2 separate regions of the Mus musculus genome follow, and region 1 is linked to region 2. The links are chromatin loops, found by intact Hi-C in ENCODE. Cell type or tissue: gastrocnemius. All regions are shown on one strand. Links, peaks and the distances in the headings refer to the core of each region. The heading gives the core; the rest is flanking DNA. Region 1 has its middle 23 kb from the start of Gm40381. Region 2 holds the start of Eva1a (eva-1 homolog A (C. elegans)).

Region 1 (5,373 bases), core at 186-5,185, 55 kb before region 2:
AGCACACAGTTTTAAGACAATAAAGCTGTCACCCAGTTTTTGTTTTGTTTTGTTTCACAATAGAGGGTGTTATGATTGTGAGTCTGAACTGACCTCCAAAGCAGAGAAATCTTTCTTCTTAGACCCCCGGAGGCTCCTATTAATTTGATTTGTCTAATGAGAACTGGAAATGAAATCTGCGTTTCATTTTTCCACTCCGTTGGGGGCTCACGTGTCTGTCTATTACTTAATACAAGAAAACAAAGAAGAAATGAGTGAGTGGCGAAAAAACAGACGTCAGTCCCATGGTTTCCTCTGGGGAAAGAACGATGTTTGTTTCTTATTAAAAATGTAGTGAATATGTCTGGGGGGGGGGGTTCAAATGTCTCAGACTAGACAGGCAAAGCAGATGGTCTGGAAAACAGGAGCATCGGGGTAATGCAGGTAGAGAGGACAATTAGGCAGACTCACGAGGCAGCTGCCAGATGTAGTCTTTGAAGTTTTCCTTTATGTGTTCCATGTTGCTAAAGGACTTAAATACTGGTCATCAGTGAGTTCTCACACACACACACACACACACACACACACACACACACACATACACACACACCATTGTAGTTAAAGGAGACCTTCTCCCTTCTTATTCTAAATCCTACCCAAGACACACAGAGAAGCATCAGAGAAGGGAGTAGGAAGAAGGAAAGAGCCCAGGGATAAGAATGCTGTGAATTGCTGTCTTCTGGACAAGATAGGACAATTGTATTCTTGAGCTCACAACAGCTGTGGTTATCTGGACAAGATCAAACCAGTCAAAACTTCAGTGCAGATGGGAACTGGCTCCTGGAGCCACACCCTTAGCTGAGGAACTATTGTTGGTTGATGGCTACTGTGGAAAGAGAGAGTCAGTTTTCTTTGGGCTGTGGCTGTTGATGGGCTGCCTGTGCCCCAGAGTGCCTCATAACCATTAACATGTGGTCAGCACTAATTAGACTTAGTAGGTTATTAATTAAACTCTGAAGAATTTTTAGACACTCTCCAGACAAAACTGAAATGAGAGGATACTTCTAGCTGACAGCCCCACTACATGGACATCTCAGTTCAAGTGGAGGAAGACGAGGAACATCAGAAGCTGGGCAACATAAGGAATTGCTAGTTGTGACAGAAAGGATACATACGGATGGATAAAACAGATGTCCATGATCTCAGGAAACAATCCCTGTCACAGGCAGGGCTGGGAAATCTATGGAACCACACACCACCAGAGACTGTAGCTCAAGTACTCTGAGACCTTGCTCGGCCCGTTAGCAGTTTAAAACTATTTAGTTAGGTTTAGTGGTGTGCACCTGTGTTTCCAGCCACTTGGGAGTGTGGAGCCAAGCTGAGCATCACAGAGAGATGGTGTCTACACACAGACAGAGGGAGGGAGGGAGGGAGGGAGAGAGAGAGAGAGAGAGAGAGAGAGAGAGAGAGAGAGAGAGAGAATATCAGTACTGAAGGTATTGAAGGAGGTCTTACTCTACGATGAGTCCAATGTGAACACTGAGAATGCAGAGATGAGTGCTGTGACTGAGAAATACAGAAAAGGACTTGTCTGCAAAGGCTGACTGATTAAAACCTCAATAACTGTGGAAAGATTGGAATGTTGTGGAACCAGAGCCTAATTACAATGTATCTTGGGCAATCTTTAGCCACTAAATAGCTATTCCTCCTCTCATCTCTGTGTCACCTAACATCTTTCTCCCAGCAAGCATGACCTAGCATTCTAACTACAGAAGAAAAATAAATAAACTTGAAATGTGTTAACTTGACCCAAATTTTCCATCCACCAAAATGCTAAGTCATCAGATAGCATCTGAAACCTTCAGCTGGGATTCTCAGCTGTGCTGTGAAGGCCGCTTAATGTTTCTACCAATGTCTTTAAATTGTCTTTGTCTTAGAGTTTCTATGATGAAACACGGTGACCATAAACAGCTTGAGGAGGGAAGGGTTTATTTCAGCTCTCAGTTCCATTCACTACTTATCACTAAGGGAAGTCAGGGCAGGAACTTAAGCATGTAGGAACCTGGGACCTAGAACTGATGCAGGGACCATGGTGGGATGCTGCTTACTGGCTTTCTCCTCAGAGCTTCCTCAGCCTGCTTTCTTAAAGAAACCAGGATGGGGGGGAGGGGGACACTACACCCATGATGAACTTGGTCTTCCCATCAGGCATCAATCTAGAAAATGTACCACAGGCTTACCCAGGGGTCAATCTGGTGGATGTTTTCTCGGTTGAGGTTCCTTTTTTTCCAGATGACTCTAGTTTGTGTCAGGGCGACACAGAAACCAGGAACACAGCCTTGATTTATGACTTTCTTTCTTTCTTTTTTTTCCTGCTACTCTAAAACATCATGAAACTAATTCCACATTGGGGCCACCAAAGTTTCTGTTTCCAGGCCGTGGTTACTCAAATTTGGTTCCAGAATAAACAGTGTTATCCTCTTTGCATTGAGAGCTGTGCTTTTGCATCAACAGTGCAATATGGTTCATTGTCAGGAGCACAAAGTACGGAGTATTAAGACAAGATCATAAAAATCACACATAGCCAGAGTGTGTGAGTCCAGAAACCATGGGGAAACAATGAGAGCATTTGACTTTGTCTGGAGGAAGGAAGGAAAGTATCTTCATACAAGAGTTTAAAAAGAAAATCAATTTATACTTTTAAGCTTACACCTGTCAACTTTCAAAGTTACAATTAGTAATAGTGTAACGTTATGATGCAAATTTGCAAGAGAATCCGGAAAGACCATGTAGCCCATAGAGACTCATAGGATTGATATGGCCACTTAAAATATTAGACCCAATGTTCAGAGCAAGCAATGATGCAGTCAGATCTAGAAAGACTGAAGTCAGTGGGTCAATTGTAAGATGGAGCCCTTGCATTTTTTCAGACCTGTTCATTTCCCAGTTGTGCGATCACAGCATGGACTGAGAAGATGCAGAAACACATAGGAAACAAGGTTAGTTCTGCTCTGCCCAAGGCAGACTAAGCAAAGCAAGTGGAGATGCTCAGAACTGCCACTCTGATGAGCGCATACTGGGTGAAGCACATACATTACAGCACAATTGAGTTCAAACTATGTACACATGCAAATAAATGATAGAATGCAGAGAGATAGAGCGGCCTTGTGAAAAATACTTAAATAAATCAGAAAAGACTAGTCACAGAGAGATGACTGCCAAAACAAATTGACTTTGAATTTAATGGGAGTTCTTGTTGAAAAAAAATCTCTTAAGATCGTTACTTAGCTTCAACAGAAGCACAACAGCTTAAAATTCTAAATAGCCATAAAATTCTAAATAGCCGCCGGGAGTGGTGGTGCATACCTTTAATCCCAGCACTTGGGAGGCAGAGGCAGGCAGATTTCTGAGTTCGAGGTCAGCCTGGTCTACAAAGTGAGTTCCAGGACAGCCAGGGTTATACAGAGAAACCCTGTCTTGGAAAAACCTATATATATATATATATATATATATATATATATATATATATATATATATATATATATATATAATTCTAAATAGCCATCATTATAAGAACCTAGACGCCTCAGAACAATAAGGCTCCACTGTAAAATGCAAGGCCTGCATGACCACTGGAGAGCCACTGCTTTTGGTCCACACTGAAGGCTATCTGTATGATGTGATAGGAGTGAATCAGGAGCCAATCAGAAAGAGCTGAGCAAGTGTATATGTTAGAACTGGCAAAGTTTGTTCCATTTAGGGTTGAAATGTAGTAGATAGCTTTCCTACATTCAAGCGGGGTCTTCCCCACTTGAGCCACTGACCCACCTACCAATCCTCTCCAAAAGTCCTCCTCAGAGATACCAAGCAACGTACTTCACCAATAGCTCAGGTTTTCTATCTTGGCAAGTTAATGGCCAAGATTTACCACAATATCTGTGATAAGGAAGGTTGGCTAATTAGTTGCATGGGAGGCTCAAGGAAAGAGAAGAGCTTTAAGGTCCCTGACTTTGGTTAACCTTGTCACTTGCTAAAGTATGGGTAGGGCATTCTCCGGGGGAAGGGGAGTGTGATATGGATTCTTTTCGTCACTCAAAGAGAGTTGGAAGTTCAAGAGTGAGGGGACATCCCCTGAGCTATATCCCAAGTCTCTATCAAGGGCTTTCTCAGCACAGAAGGGTAAGTACCCACAAGAGAAGAACATCAGGCCCACTTCATAGACTTTTATCAGGAATTCACTGCCTCAGGGAAGTTTTCCATCCACCCATAAGGAGAGGACCCTCATGAGCTAATTCCTCATCTGGACCCACCTCTCAGCATTGTTTCCATGGCAATTAAATCTCAGTTTGACTTTAGAAGGAACAGTGAGCTGTAGAACAGGGTTGATTATACAGTTGTCTGTTGTGTAATAAAATCACTCAGAACTTCATGACAGAAAAAATACAACTTTTAAGCTCATGAATCCTATGGAATCTCACTGGCTGGCACATTATACAACGAGGCTTCATCATTCTTGCCTACCATTCAGTGAGGCATTACTTTCCTGTGTCCTACCCTGAAACAATGTACATCCAGAAGTGCCCACAGCACAGTTTGACAATAGCCACCTGTGCTGGCCAGCTCAGGAAGAGACTCCTATGGGAAGTGGGTGCAAGCTGCCTTAGAGAAATTTCCTTAGGCACTCGAGACACCTTACATTTCCCAAAAGTTTCCCTAAGATTTGGTTAGCTGGCATTTCTCAGTATACAAACCACACACTCAATACAACCCTTCTATTCCTCTCCTCTCTCCTTCCCTACCTCCCCCGACACATGCTCTCTCTCTCTCTCTCTCTCTCTCTCTCTCTCTCTCACACACACACACACACACACACACACACACACACACACACACCACAAACACATCCCCTCTGTGCTGTGTTGGAGCTTAGCATTCAAGAGAATACAAGTGTGGTACAGCTGCATCTGTAGCAGAAACAAACAAACAACAAAGCACTACCAACAACAACAACAATAACGACATCAATGAGATGAAGCAGACCTAGGAAAAGCCAAACTCTTGGTGCTGAGTCTCTGAACCCAGCCATCCCTGAAGCTAGATCTGTCTCTGCCCTCTGTGAGTTTTATAAATCAATAAATTCTCTTAAGTTGGATATCTCTCTATTACAAACACAAGTATGCTGTACAGAAACTAGAACTAGAAATGGTGTTAAAGATTTAAACCTAAAATATGAAACTGGACAGGTTAAAAAAAATGGAATTCTTGTTATTTGAAACGGAAGTCACCAGTTAAACTATTGCTCAGTACCTGTGTCCCTTAGATAGTGTCCCCACCACCACAAAAGTGGACATTTTATGGACTTGGTGAAAAGATATGAAGATTCAGTGACCACGG
Region 2 (5,373 bases), core at 85-5,084:
AAGCGAAAAGGAGAAGGAACCCCAGGGCTGCTGATAGGACAGTCTTGGATCCTAAGCATGGCTCTGTTTAAAAAAGAACAGGCATGTGTTTAGGCCCCCACTAATCTAGTCGACAAATCACATATCACATTCACTGAACATTGGCTGAGTCTCCTACAATCCCTTGCTTACCTTTGTAGCAAGAAGAGTGTGTGTTCTGAAATCCAAAGGTTTATGTGAATGTTGGCCCCAGCACTAATGAGCTGTGTGATGTGAGGCAAATGTTGCAGCCTCTCTGTGCTTCTGCAATGAACTTCGTAGTGATGATACAATATCGAGCGAGTCAAAATTCATGGAGTGAGCATGGCACGGGGCAGGCACTCGGTCTTAAAATGGACAATTATCCTATTAGTTCGTCACACTGACCTGCAGAGAATGCAGCTTGCTCTCCCTGTAAGACTCCCAGAGGGTCTGAGCCCACTTGCCCAAAGTCACACAGTTTACAGGTGACAAAGCTGGGATTAGAATACAGACAACATCCAAAGCCTTTGAGCTCAGCAGGTATTGTGAGCACAGCCCCATACCAGGCTCAGTATGTGGGTATCAGTGGAGAGGTGAGCACCACGGGGTCCCCTGCTGTAAATTCTGCAAATGGGATACTGAAGAAATGAAGGTGACTGGGTAGGGCAGCAGGGAACAAGGGCACTGTCCTAAGAAATGGAGAAAAGCTCCCATCCAGAAGAGACTGAGTTCTAGACCAAAGAAAGATGAGCAGTTTGCCAAGCCACTAGGGCGGGGAAGGTGGGTTCAAGAGGTCAAAACAGCAGAGGATCGGTGAACTGGGATGTGTTGGAAGCATGGCAGAAGGGCTAGAGGTTGAGGGTGGGCAGGGAAGCCTGGAGCTGGTGTGCAAGGTCACAGATTAAGCCTCACCCCTCAAGAGACCGGCTAGGGGCTGCTGTTAATGACTGACAGACACCTGTAGACCCAGGTCCTTTCTGTAAGCAATGGAGAAGCAAGAAAAGTGTGGGGCAGGCCAGCGGCCTGGTGGGAAGCCAGCAGTGGAATTCTGACTCTGGGGCTGCAGGTGGGGGTGGGGATATGAGAACAGGGGCTGGGGTAATCTGGAAAGGAGGGGAGTTGGGATACTCTCTGTGAGCCAGTTCCTTAAGTCAGGGTGACCCAATGAAAGCACAAGCAGTAATGGGCCAGAGGTATTGTGAGGAGAGGGTTCTCCTGAGCATTCCACCAAGCGAACAGCATCCTCCCTCACCCACAGGGTGAGGGCCAAAAGTATCTCCAGCTATTACCAGACTTCCCTTAAGGGCCACAATTAAAGCACATGTGGCACACACACACACATACACAAAATACAAAATAAAATATCTCTAAAATTAAAATTAAGCTCCACCATCTTTACTTCCTGGTTGACATCGGAGGGGGGGCGTTGACTCTGGTATTTTGAGGCAGAATCCTGTGGAACGAGGTTGGACTCAAACTCATTTTGTGGCCACAGATGACCTTGAGCTTCTGATCCTCCGGATTCCACTCCCAAGTGCTAGCCGCCCCACTCCCCCCCAACCCCTCCAACCTCCACCCCTGTGTGTTACACTCTTGGCCCCACTATTTTTCCGAAGAGAAAACAGCCACAAGAAGGCATTACCAAGGCTGGTGGTCTGACCCTGGCTTCCTTGACACCGGACTTGACCTCAAGCCGGCCCGCGGTGGCAGACTAACAATTACACTGCCTGGAGGGGAGGGAGGGGCTGAGAGAGCGCGGCGCCGGGTAGTATCCTCTTCAGTGAGCTAGGACGGCAGCCGGCTCTAAATAAACGCTTTGGATTTGAACGGAATCGCGATGTATTTGCTATAAAAGGTAAAGGCTTGGTCTTCCCTGAGTGTGAGCAGGCAGGAGGTAGCAGATTTCTTGCTCAGACTGGACTGAGGAACCATCTTTAGGGCTGGACTTGGGGTGTGCGGCACAGACCTGTTGGGATCCAAATTCACGCTTGGACCCTTTGCAAACTGCGAGGCTCAAGGCCGCTTACTCCCTCCTTTCCTTTTGTCCATTTTTAAAGCCAAGATTCCTAGAAGTTCCTGCCACAGGCCTAAGGTTGGAAAAGGTGTTTAACTAAGTAACAAAAATGAAACTACCCAGCGGGTCCGTCTCGCCGGCTTCAGAGCCATACTGGTTTGTCTTCATGCCCTGCAAAGATCTCTTCCCTCTACCCCCAGTCGTCGGGATCCTTCACCCCCAAACCTGATGAGTCCCTCTCCAGCAACAGAGCGTCACATTTAAAGCTTTAGGGGGCGCCAACAGCCTTAGAACGCCACGGTCCACTCCAATCTCGGGGATCTGGGGACGCGCGGGGGGGCGGGGGTCGTCAAATAAGTGTCAATAGTTCAGTGGCTCTGAGAAGAGTTAACTAAGTACTTCGCTAGGCCGGCTTCAGGTGGGTTAATCCCCAGCCAAGCCTAAATCCGCCGCCGCCGACTGGCCCGCTCAGCCAAGCTCCAGGGATTGGAGCAGCTAAGAGAAGCGCCCTGATTTGGAATTCACGAGTTCTCCAAAGCCCAAGGCAGAGGGTAAGAGTGGTCTGACCAAGCCAAACAGGATCAAGACGCTGGGGACGCCAGAAGGAAGGAGAAGCAAAAGAAGAAGGCAGGACCGGTGCTAACACCTGGACAGGGGTTTGGAAACAAAGCGGTAGTTTGGGATCCGAAGAGCACTAAAGAGTTCCCGCTCAGCAGAATTAGAGTGTCCCCGCGCCCTGAGCGCGCTTCGGGGAAGCAGCTTACCTTCTCTAGGACGACTGGCGCGTACTTCCGGGGACCGAGCAGGGGGGCCTGGAGTGGATCAGATCACCTAGGGAAGGGCACGGCAGTGTGCTGCTGCGCCCTGTGGCTGGGGCACCCGCGCGCCGGAGAGCAATTTGGGGCGGCCCTCCCCAATCAGGGCTGAGCACGGAACGCGCACACCCAGCCTCTGGACTCCTCCAGCCCTGCACACTCTAGAGGAGCCTGAGTCCGTGGGAGGAAAAGGTTGTCTCATTTCCTTCGGTCTCCCCCCGCTACCCCACCCCACCCCCGCCCCTCGGCTCCGGACCTGCCCTCCCTCCCGCTCCCCGCCCCCTTCCCCACGTGGGCGCCGCGAGACGCGAAACCTGAACGGCTGCTCCAACTTAGTTCAACTTTGGCAACTCTTGCCTGCCTCCCCGCGCTTCCCACCGTCCCCTGGGTTACATGATCTCCCCATCCGCGGTCCCCACCTTGTCCCGAACTTCCAACATTTCCCTCTTTACAGCAAGGAGCCCAGATCTGCAAGCAGAATCCAACCCTACCCCCAACCCTCATTGGCTTATTCCTGCCTGGTGGACTGCACTCGTTGAGCCAGCTTTAAAACCCCAAGTCCAGACAGGAAATAACCACTTACTTTGTTAAATTTGATCGACTCTTTTTTTTTTCTGAGTGGAGAGTTTAAAGTCTGATGCATAATCTCCAAGGAATGTTCGTTAGTATCAGAAGACATTACCACTTTTTGGTCTTGCTTGCCTGGGTTTGAAGTTTTGTTAAACTACAGGAGTATTTATGCAGTGGCCACAAGGAGCTTGGTGCAGAACAGGCTAGAATGACCCCAAAGGACATCCTGTTCCTCGGCAGTTAGCACAGGTAACTGGGGCAAAGATAGGAGTGGACCAGTCTTAATGGTAGAGGACAGTCTAGACAGGCAGACAGGCAGGCTGTGCAGCCCAGCCCTGTGAAAGACAGGAAGAAGGAGGGGAACAGAGAAGAGATCGCCCTGCCAGCCCAAGAAAGGGTGTTGCTGGGAACCAGGGCAACTGAAAACCAAGGGCTCAGATGGTGGAGAAATTGGATGGAATAACCAGGGACCAAAAGGGGTCATCAGAATCCCAGGTGTCCTCGAGAACTGCTATCAGAAGCATACTCTAGAAACAGCTGCTGTTCTCCTGCCCCTCTGGACCTGACTCACTGAGAGTCTACATTCTGACCCAATGCCCGGATTCAGATGCTATTTGAAAATGTTGCTTTCAAGACCATTGGTGGCATGGTGGACTGAATATATCAGACCACAGAGCCCTGGCTGGACTTTAAGCTATTAGGTTTAAAAATGAGAAGAAACCCAGGTCCACTCATACGATCACTGAATTTGTCTAAAGAGGGTCCCCCAAGTGTGTTTCTGAAAGTTGATCTGACAGAGCCAGGGCTGAGAGCCATAGTCTACACTTGGCCAAACAGTGCTTGCTTTATTTAACCTTGAAATGCAGTGCTTTCCCTCAAAGAAAACAATCTCAGGGTCCTGATGTAAACACAGACCAGTTGTCTTCTCTTATAGAAGCTACTGGTCTGGCAGGAAGGGTCTTGCTTCATCGGTGCCTTGAGCAACCAGTTCTAGCTTTGGACGGCCACTAAACTACTCCCTGAACTTGAATAAGGCCTCCTCTCCAGACTTCAGTTTTTCTTATCTGTAAAAGATACACACACTTAACCAACTCCAAATTCCATACCCAGGCACTCGGCACGCTCCCCATAACTGGGCAGCTGTATCAGCAGGCAGATGGAGAGGCAGCACAAAGGATTCATGACGTCATGCTGTGTTTGCAGCCACCTGGGCATGCTTGAGATCACAGGTTGGATCCGGACCACACACAGAACTGATGCTCAGTATGTGGGATAAAGGGATGGACCAACCACAGCTTCCTTCCGGTAGGTGGCCAAGACCTTCTCCAGGACCATTTGGCCTTAGACTGGTTTAAGGAGAACATTTGGATCCAGTCCATTTATCCCCTAGGCTGAAGAAAAGACATTGGAATACTCTGACCCCATTTGGCTTTGGATGTGTTTATTATTGCTACTAAGAGATGCTAATATATGCTGAATTCTTAGAACAAGCTTCATCCTACTGAAATGTAGCCTTGCTCCGTGATAATGAAGCAGACAACACTGAACTGCCTCTCAGCAGCGTTGGGGAAGAAAGCTACTATCTACATAGTTCCGTTTCTTGATGTGCGGCCTCACTGATATGGACAGAAGATGCCCCTACACGGGGCCTCCCTGCACCATTCACAGGGCTCCCTGGATTCCAGCGAGCAGAACGGGCATCACCTGCTCTGACAACAGCCCAGTCAAATAGATGGAGAAAGATCTAGAGCCCTGGAGTTTCTCCAGCTAGCAAAGGAGATATGGTTGTTTAGATCTTTCCATGGCATTCCCTTTGAGCACAAATACTGTAACGATAACAAAATCTGACTGGAGAGTAGCTGTGGCCCTGCCTGCCCTTTGTCCCACCCCCCACTGCTGCGACGTCAACAGCTCTGTGTGTGCTCACATGTGACAACAATTTGGTAATATTACAGAAGTTCACGTGGCAAATGC

What was found. Hi-C counts contacts between places; a loop is a spot of excess contacts. Peaks named below come from ENCODE experiments on the same cell type or tissue, not always from the same donor. Only the 100,000 strongest peaks of a DNase experiment are listed, where the experiment ranks them.
Region 1: a loop joins it to region 2, with 2.3 times the contacts of the local background. A loop is called at or near these places in 5 of 42 quality-filtered maps.

Annotation. Positions count from the first base shown.
Region 1 is chr6:82,094,201-82,099,573 of GRCm38, reverse strand. No RefSeq gene overlaps it. Among named protein-coding and RNA genes, the nearest start is that of Gm40381, 23 kb to the left of the region's middle. In gastrocnemius, for the core only: no CTCF peak of the experiment used is centred there; no DNase peak of the experiment used is centred there.
Region 2 is chr6:82,039,307-82,044,679 of GRCm38, reverse strand. Eva1a (eva-1 homolog A (C. elegans)) reads right to left here and starts at 3,052. Exons shown (of 3, transcript NM_145570.2): 1 at 2,779-3,052. In gastrocnemius, for the core only: a CTCF peak has its summit at 2,286; DNase peaks (open chromatin) are centred at 2,466, 2,886, 3,120, 4,570 and 2 more places; H3K4me3 peaks cover 2,396 bases; H3K27ac peaks cover 1,578 bases.